Linked DNA regions of Mus musculus: region 2 is linked to region 1. A link is a loop called in an ENCODE intact Hi-C map of the cell type or tissue named here. Cell type or tissue: left cerebral cortex. All regions are shown on one strand. Each heading gives the region's core, and the rest is flanking DNA. Links, peaks and the distances in the headings are about the cores only.

Region 1 (4,865 bases), core at 419-4,418:
AAATATACAAAGGATATTCCCGGAATGCTAGTAGCTTGTATGTCTGCACTGCTGAAAAGCTTGCAACATCCTATTAAGGATCTACAAAGGCATAAAAAATTAAAATTAAAATTAAAGCAAGCAACCCCCCCCACACACACACACACACACACAAACACAGTACTGAATACAAATTCTGGGAGGTTGTTTCAGAGTAGGTTTCTGATCTGGACCTCAGCATACTGGACTCAAAATCAAAATCGAGTCCCTCATGCTACATTTCCAGGCAAATAATCTGGAACTAACTATTGATTTGACTTTCAAAAAAAAAAAGAAAGAAAGAACGAAGACAGCTCCATTTCTTAAACAGGCTAGTTTTAATTGAAATCATATGAAGTCTCTGCCTTAGTCCTCTCTTTCAAAGGTAACTTTGAGAATAACAACCCGGTTAACAATTCATTTCTTTTCCTATTGTTCTGGCTCCCTGCTAGGCAACTTTGCTTGTTTTTAACTTCTGAGTTCTTCTGTCTAGAAACCCAAACTTTTGTGCTTAGCTCAGCAGAACACTTACCCTATTTTATGGAATAAAGTATTGCCCAATTCTAGAATTGAAAATAAAGTCAATTAAGATGTCGAAATTAAATTGTTAGAGTCTGGTCTTCTGACAACAATTTTTTCCTTGCCAAAAAAGTCACCATGCACCAGGCGCATGAGTGATTAGCAGGAAGCCATTGGACCATCCAGAAAGATCTGAATGGGGAGCTCTGACTCAGCATAGTGCATGTGTGCAAGAACACATGTTTGGGGTTCTGGTTGGCCTGCCTCATGCACTCCCAATCCTAGATGAGACTTTGGGGGAGTTCAGGCAGTAGAGTCATGCAAATGGGTGATAAAAGAGAAAATGGGAAGGAAAAAGGAAGCAAGGCTGACCCCTCCAAATATTGCTGTCCTCCCCTCTCCCTCCCCCTAGCACAAGTCCACAGAGTTGAAATAACAATAGAATGAATAAACCAGTGTCTTCTTCCGAGGCAGGGGAGATAGTTCAGTCAGTAAATTGCTTGCTGTGCAAGCAGAAGACTGGAGTTTGGTTCCCAGAACCCATGTAAGATATCTGAGCCTGATGGTGTGAGCTGTAATCCTGTGCTGTGAAGATAGAGACAGTTGGATCTTTGGCACTCATTGATCAGGAAGCCAGCCTAGCTGAATCAGTGAGCCCAGGCCAGTGAGAGAGCTGGTCTTAGCAAACATGCCATAGAGTGCCTGAAGAATGATACCAAAGATTGGCTTAACACACAGACACAGACACAGACACAGACACAGACACAGACACAGACACAGACACAGACACAGACACAGACACAGACACAGACACAGACACAGACACAGACACAGACACAGACACAGACACACAGACACAGACACAGACACAGAGTCACAGACACACAGACACACAGACACACAGACACACAGACACACAGGCACACAGACACACAGATACACAGATACACACACACACAGAGACACACACACACAGACACACACACACACACACACACACACACACACACACGCTGGGGATAGAGGTTTAACACGCACATTTTGAGGAATTCTTCTCATTTATAAATAGAGTTAGTAAATAGTTCCATCTAGCTCATGAAGATAATCAATGAAAAATTTGAATAAAGAGGTGCAAAAGTATCAGACGACGTGTCTCTCTGAAGTCCCTTGACAATCAGGAACCTCAGCTGGTCTCCTGGTTGTCCCAGCACTGTGGTAATTACCAGCCCCTTACTCCAGGACCACCTGGCTCTGCAGGAACAGACTCACTGAAGAGCCCTGAGATCAGAGATCTTTCCTCTCCATGGCAACAACATACACAATGTCATCTTGCAATTTATTTTCACTTGACTGAGAAGACCCTGCCCTCTTCTTTCTGGCTTGGCTTCCACGGCCTGGCTATATTAGTCTTGGATGGCTCGGGGCTGTCTCGGCATCAGACCTGGCATGGCCTTGTTATGCCAGCTGGGGAAGGACAACACACCTGTGGGTGTGCAAGGCTGGGAGGTGGTTGGGCAAGGGTCCTAATTACTGGAGAGTGACACAAATCTTGCCAGCATGACTTCATCCATTTCCTCTTTCCCTGCTTTCTGAGCTCTGGGGATAGGTTGCGGTGTTTGCTCAGCTGCCCAGGCCCCCATGGCGAGGACCAATCTTACCTGTGGATCACCACCTCCAGGTGGACAGCTGTGCTCCTGCCCAGGTATCAAACTTGAAGGATATTCACGCTGCTCTCTTTTCTTCTTAATGTTTGTAAAAAGCTGCCGTTTTAAACAAGAAAACAGCTGGAGTGTGGTTTCCAGACATCACATCTCCAAGACCATGATAGAAACCACGAGTCAATCCATGTGAGTCTTTGGGACAAGATTGGACATCTCTGAAATTGGCAAGGCTGCACTAAAGATGGAAGTGCTGAAGCTGCCAACCTGGGGGATGGCCAGGGCTTCCTGCTAGAAGCATGTCCCTCTGCTGTTGCTATTGCCACCACAGTGGAGAATTTGGGATGCAAGCTGACTAAGCCTCATGTGCTGTCTGCTCTGAGAAGATGCTGACCAGTTGTCTGGAATATGTTCTTGGTTGTTTTCCTAGGGGAGGCAGCAGGAGCGCGAAATCAGCAGGGGCTTTGTGCTCAGCACACTCAAAGGGAGCCCAGGCCCTTCTTTGGAACTGTCAGGGGAGCTTTAGCCATGGGAGGTATTAAAGCACAGCTTTCCCCGAGCAAGAATGCCTTTCCAGGGAATGGATCCATGTCTCAAAATTTGCTTCTCTTAGAGAAGGATGAAGTGGCCCCCCACAGGCCCTTCAGCTAATAGAATAGAAAGCAACATGCTGACTAGCACCAGGACAGAACCCAAAAGACCAAACTCGGCTTCCTCATCATGTCCAAACACAAGAACTGGGTAGGAAGTTAATTAAGTCTTGTGATCACAAGAAAAAAAATATTTGTAGAAAACATAATGGATGTTAGTCATGGACATTTTCATCATAAGGAAAACTTTTTATAGTGGGATTGCCAAGAGCTGGGATCGTCTGGAATCACTTTGAAGCATGCTCTCGTTGTAGTTACATGAAGCATGCATGAAAAGTGAATTCCGGAGTGATGGGATCCCAGCATGGTGTCCCCCAAAGTGTGCTCCATCATCAGTGGTGTAGGAAGTCATGTTTATATAGAAAGATTTACGTATCAAGCAAGGTTAGAAGCACTGCATTTTCTAATCGCAGATTCACCCTGGACATAGAATCTGAGAACACATGACAGATTAAACTTTTTAACTATTCCACTCAGCTTTGTATTACTATAACAAGACACCAGAGGTAGCTAATATTCAGGGACAAAATTTGGTTTGCTTAGTTCATAGTTTTAGAGGTTTACACTCGATTCCTACACGGGCTCAGTTCTCAACTGTGTCACATCCACAAGGACACAAGCAAATAATAACATCTCAAATTAGGAATGAAGACAAAGATAGGGTGGGTGGACCCAGGCTTGCTCCTTTTACAACTCCCTCAGGAGACCTGTGGAACAGGTCATTCCCCCATACTTTTCTCCAGGGTCTCACCCACTTCCAACATCACCACTTTGGCGAATAACGCTTTTTTGTTTGTTTTTGTTTGTTTGTTTTTGAGACAGGGTTTCTCTGTGTAGCCCTGGCTGTCCTGATGAATAACGCTTTAAGTCGAAATAGATCACATTGAAGACGTTGGCTTCTCAAACGTATTTGAAAATGGAACACACAAACTGCATGTGAAACCCGGTACTGGAAAATGTGCTTTGCTAGGAGACATTGCTTGTACTATACTTTCCATTTACAGTGTCTGCTCCTCAAGCTGGGAGGGGATATTTCCTCTGAAACGATTAATCTTGGGGAAATTCGTGTGTGTGTGTGTGTGTGTGTGTGTGTGTGTGTGCGTGCACGCGGGCGCAGGAAACCAAAGGTGTTGGAACTCCCTGGATCTGGAGTTACAGGCAGATGTAAGCCACTATGTGTAGATGCTGGGAACCTAACGCAGGTCTTGGATAGAAAAACATCCCAGTAATCTTCCCCTCTGAGCATTGCTGCAACCTGAAGGGCAGACTAATGACTTGGACAGAGAAAAGAAATTTAGGATGAGCTGGGATATGTAGCAGTTGGATTCATTTAGAAGAAGTTGTAACAGACTTAAGTATGAAGTTAATGGTCAAAAGAACACTCTGGGAAAAAGCTAGATAACAACCAAGGGTAAGTGTGGGCTTCTCAAAGAAGATTCTCATTTAATTTCTAAGCAGTAGCCAGGAATACAATTATTGATTATTATGGCTCTCAAGTTACATCTCAAGGGGTTGCTAGGGGAACTGTTCTTTTCCTTTTTTGATCACGGAGATTATAGGGTGGCATCTGAGGTAAGATAAAACAAAGCTTTGGATCACAAGGGTTGCAGAGGGAGACTATGACAAACCTTTTACTGAACTTTCCCTAGAGATTCCTAGAAAATGTCAAGTTACATCTGAGGAAGAAGAATGTTTAAGCTGTAAGCACAGTTCATTGCTCTTTTAACATTCTTCTTTGAAATGCCTCTATAGAACAGGAATATCGTCTTTTTGTAGGCCACCTTCACAGCAAGGGCTGATTGTGCTAGGATTCCTGACTCTCAGTTGGTGAGATGTTACAGTTAGAGTTCCGGGTGAGGGCAGCCATGCCCTTTCCATGGCTCTTAAATTTTTTGTCTTTTTATCTTGTTTTAGGATTAGAAATGCCAATTTCACCCTCCAGCTTTCCATCAGAATCTCGATGGAGAAAGGGTCTTAGCTATTTGGATATGAAGGCTTTCTTCCTATTGCTCCTGCAGGA
Region 2 (4,865 bases), core at 541-4,540, 57 kb after region 1:
GAAAGTGGTCATCAGATACAGCATCTCAGCACCTTCCTTAGTCAATGTGCATATGCTTAGCTTATTAATGTAACCATGTCAGCTTCTGAGACACCATGCTACTTAGATGTCTTAAGTGTTGTCTTAGATGTAACAGCTATGAAGAGCTAGTGCTGAAACTTGATAAGTCCTTAGAAACCACTCTCTCCAATCTGGGATATCTTTGAGAGAACCATAGCTTTACAAAATGGATCGTGAGCCACTTCATGCTTGGCCCAGCCCACTCCCTCTCTAATGAGAGGCCAAGCAAGGTTCTTGTCTTAGTTTGACATCATTTTCTCCCATGGATGTGAGCAAGTGGGTTTGATACTCTAAGGACCTAGATGTTTGTCATCTTGACCTGAGTTTGCCTTGGTATGACTTAGCCACACATACTTTGGAAAAAAGCAAGAACGCCAATAATGAGAACTGGGGGGTGGGGGCGGAGGAGAATTTGTCCAGTGGAATCTGTTGCTGGCTCCCATGCTAGTGGCTCCTGGAGTTCTTCTTCCCTCATGCTTCCACCTCTTATTTCCAACAGAGCAGAAAACAAACAAAAAAAATTGGCCATATTGATATCACATATGAATCACATTTTAAGGACTAAATCTTCATCCAGTGATAGAGCAGAACTGACAAATAGGCAAGGAAAGGGCTTATACACGTGATTATGAGATGGGCTCTGAATGGTTACATTGTACACTTTCTGCCTTTACTTGATCTAGGATCTAGATTTGGAGAGAAAGAAAATCAGAGAGAGAGAGAGAGAGAGAGAGAGAGAGAGAGAGAGAGAGAGAGAGAGAGGAAACTGAGATTATAATGCTTTAAATAACAACTTTTAAAATGGAGAATCTAATTTTCTGGAAGTCTTATTAGACTTTAAAGGAAGGATTTATGTTTGCATGAATTGTGCAGAAAGGAATTTTAATAACAGAGAGGCAGTGTGAGACAATGTCGATCTAGGTCATAACTCAGGGACGGATGGCTTTCCAGGAGGGATTAGCATAGGCTGCAAACTCTCTCAGCACAAGAAAGCTCGTCTCTGCCCCAGAGCTCTCTGGTGAATAGACAGACATACAGGCATTCCTCACACAGTTAATAAATAAGCCTGGGCTAGCCTCCCATTGATAGAAGCAGAGCTGGGAATTGCTATGGAGCCACACTGTGCTGGGATTCCAGTGCAGTTGTGTGCAACGGAGATGCCAGCTTCTTCCTCAGCACAGAGAACATTTTGAGCTGGATCATTCATTGTTGGTATAGGAGAAGAAGGGTCTTCCAGGGCATTGTTGGATAGGATCTTCAGACTCTACCTGTGACATAACAGTAGTAACCCACTGTCAATTTTGTGACAACAAAACAGACTTGCCCAACGTCCCCTCAGAATCCTTTCTGCCTTCTTTGTTGAGAGCATTACTATAGAGGAACGATATCTTTCCTCTCTGATGCTAATGATACAGTGGGCTAGCCTGTTGACCTTATGAGGAGGTTCAAAAAGTGCCTTCATCCCTTACAATGCTTAACAGGAGCAGGCTACTGAGTGCCAATGGGCTGTCCACATTCTTGCCCCGAGTCTGTGATTGCAGTGTAGGCAGGGATGGGAAGCCCCACTCCCATTTGAGCACCTGGATTTCCTGTGAACATCCCTTGAGCAAGCATTGAGGGGGCCAGATCCCACTGAGGCTGAGAAAATAGGGATTTCAGATTCAAAGCATTGAAACAACTTGTTGGGAATCTGAAGTGTCAGGGCAGAGATGAACGATGGCATCATCTCCCCAGAAGAACTCTTCTTCTTTTCGAAAAGAAGAAATCTGTGTGGTGAACTAAAGCCATGGGAGGAAATGCTGTGGACAAAGTATTCTCCGAGTACAAGACATTTCCCCTAAAAGCTCTCAACAGAAACATAGAACATCAAAACAAACAAATCCTCTATAGACATAGCTGATGCTCTACATTAAAAAAAAATGCCTCTGTGGTCATTAACATCTGAATGCTGTTGTATGAGGCAACCCTGTGGTTGCCATGGAGACATGTTTTTTAGCAGTGCCTGCATCACGAAACTGCACGGAAATGCTCCTCATCTGCAGCTGAACACCCAGATATTGAGGGAAGCGAGTCATGCACAGAGCAGGGAACACCCGTAAGGAGAACACAGCTGTTACAGTAAAGAGCTCCCAAGCGTTTTTGAAGCACTGGTCTTAGCGGTCTATTTGTGCATACGGATAATATGGTGGCGATGGCATCATTTCCGAGTGAGTGTGTAGCAAAGAAGAGTTGGAGACCGGACAGAATAGAATATGCATGAAAACAGGCTTTAGATTCTCCCCATTGCTACTCAGACCTAAAGAGGCTGCTGTCTGCTTTAAGCACGTTCTTTGAAGTGGAATCTGGTCCCCAAGCTCTGCCATGCATTCTGGGATCACAAAAGCAGAGACATTTCTGTGGCCACAAATAGATTAGAAAATATTTTTTTGTGGGTAATATTTGGCTGCACTCATAGAATCTGCATTCTTGTGCAGTAAGCTTTGAAAAGAGCCAGGCCATGGTACAAAACCCATTAATATCATGCAAACCATCATAGGATACGGCATGGATGTTTCTCTCTGGAGCCATGTGCCAGGTGACCCCAGGCATGTGTCTACACATGGCACGGTGGAGCTGGGCTTCTGCTCCTTGGCTAAGGCCAAACTTGTGTGCAGAAAAGGCCAGGGGCAGATGCTGACAAGCGATTCCTCATGATTGATATGTCTGTTTCCAATAAGTTGAGTTTATAGTTTGTTGGTGGGTTGACTGTGAAGTTATAAAAGCTGATGTCATAAAAGAGAAACTCGAGTGCTTGACACATCACATTGTATCTGTGTCACCCTGTGCTCTGGCAGCTGGACTAGCTTTCCTTTATAGAAGAGGAGATAACATAAAAGGGTAATAGGGCTTTAATTATAATAGGGGTTCTTTCACTGGATGGAGCTCCGGAGGGATGGCGCAACTGTGTGACTTCTGGCTTCCAGGGAAATCATTTTCCTACCCTACAGAGGGTGCACATGCAGCAAATGGTTCCAAAAGAAACGGTGCAGAGTGGAATGGCTTTGGCTGCTTTAGTAACCACCGTGGAAACTGATAAAAATCACTGGAAGAAACGAAAGCTGAAGAAACATAAATAGACTTCAAAAGTAACGTCCCTTTTGCTTTTGAGACTTTGGTTAAGTCCGAGGATTTGTTTTAAAACATGATGCTGTCAGCCTTTTCCTTCTGACGTCTGCTTGCCAGGTCAAGGAGAAAAGGAACAGCCGGTGCACGCACGGCCACTCTGTTTTGCTGCCTGGAGAAATTATGCTTATAACCTTGGTCATGACTTCTCTTTCCAAGGGGATGTTTTGCCATGGATGCAAGGGAATCTCCCATCATGCACTGCAGCAACAGAGTGACCCCCCAAACCCAGCGCAGGAAGGTTTCACTTTACAACCTTAAGTGAAAGAGAATTCCAACTGCCACAAAATGGAAAGGTGATCAGATCTGAGGCTGCTCCAAGGACCCGTCTTTTCTGTTTCTTCTTTTATCTGTTTTTCCCTCCCTCTCTATTAAGAGGTGTGTCCACCCTTGGCCCACACATGAACAATGTGAGTATTGTTTTGCATGCCCCATCACTGTGCCTGAGCCTCAGTGTGCTGGTCACCTTCACCTCTGTTACCAAGCCTCCTGGTAAGGCTCTAGCACAGGCGTTCTCAACTTGTGGGTCTCAACCCCTTTGGCAAACCTCTAGCTCCAAACATATTTGCATTACAGTCCTTAACAATAGCAAAATTACAGTTATGAAGTAACGCCAAAAATAATTTAATTTTATCGTTGGGGGTCACCACGAGAGGAACTGTATTAAAGGGTGGCAACATTAAAGGTTGAGGAGCAGTGTTCAGGTGAGTGGTTTCTACTCCCCTCGCTCATCTTCTCAGGAGTGATCTTAGGAGGGGGCGGCTAGTGTTATTGCACAAATAAGAGGAATGTGTTGTCACAGTAGAGTGGGATCTCTCAAAATGGCTGTGCCCCTGCAAGCCCAGGTCAACCTCTTAGCAGCCCACTGGATACTGAAGACAATATTCCATGCCTTCTACAGCTCAATGTTTTGAAGATGTTAAAGTCATGGTTTCTAGTTAGGTGCTATTAGGAGATGGAAGAACCTTTAAGAGATTTGTCTTAGTGAGAGGCAACTACATCCATAGAAGAAGGGGGCGCTCTTGACAGAAACACTGGGACTTTAGATGCTCTCTTCTCTCTACTTCCAGCAGCCATAAGTGAGTAGCTTAGCTCCACCATGTATTTAGTTCATGATAGTCTGCCATGCTACAGGATCCAAACAACAATGCCAACAGACTATAGGACCAAAACCTCTTATTAAAACCATGACCCAAAAGAAACCCTTTCTCATATTAGGTTGATTGTCACCTAATTGATTTGTCGCAGTGTTGGCTAACATTTCTCTGGGTTTCCTGTAGCTAGAAGGACATTGAAGACAGTTGCTTCGAGTTCTTGCTACTCTTCTCGTTGGGTGTTGAAAATGACAACCCCACGTGCCTTCTAAGACATTCAGTATTGCCTCATATCTGCTGAAGGTTATGGCTCTTCGTTTTCCTCCTCTGAAGACTATTCTGTTCCTTATCCTCCAACTAAGAACCTAATGAGCAATCAAATACTCAACTAACCCCACATAGAGACAGATGGTTGGTCACTTAGGTGCTCCACCCTGTGGGGCAGAGAAGTTTAAAGGAGGTCTGGGGGTGTGCATTAATGGCCTCTGGAGTCACCAGACCCAAGCTAAAGCTGTGGGTAGCTCCTCTGTTGATTCCTGGTCCCGTGAC

Evidence for each region. Hi-C counts contacts between places; a loop is a spot of excess contacts. Peaks named below come from ENCODE experiments on the same cell type or tissue, not always from the same donor. Only the 100,000 strongest peaks of a DNase experiment are listed, where the experiment ranks them.
Region 2: a loop joins it to region 1, with 4 times the contacts of the local background. A loop is called at or near these places in 2 of 42 quality-filtered maps.

The regions. Positions count from the first base shown.
Region 1 is chr9:30,588,574-30,593,438 of GRCm38, reverse strand. No RefSeq gene overlaps it. Among named protein-coding and RNA genes, the nearest start is that of Snx19, 160 kb to the right of the region's middle. In left cerebral cortex, for the core only: no CTCF peak of the experiment used is centred there; a DNase peak (open chromatin) is centred at 2,443; H3K27ac peaks cover 288 bases.
Region 2 is chr9:30,531,409-30,536,273 of GRCm38, reverse strand. No RefSeq gene overlaps it. Among named protein-coding and RNA genes, the nearest start is that of Snx19, 110 kb to the right of the region's middle. In left cerebral cortex, for the core only: no CTCF peak of the experiment used is centred there; a DNase peak (open chromatin) is centred at 2,164.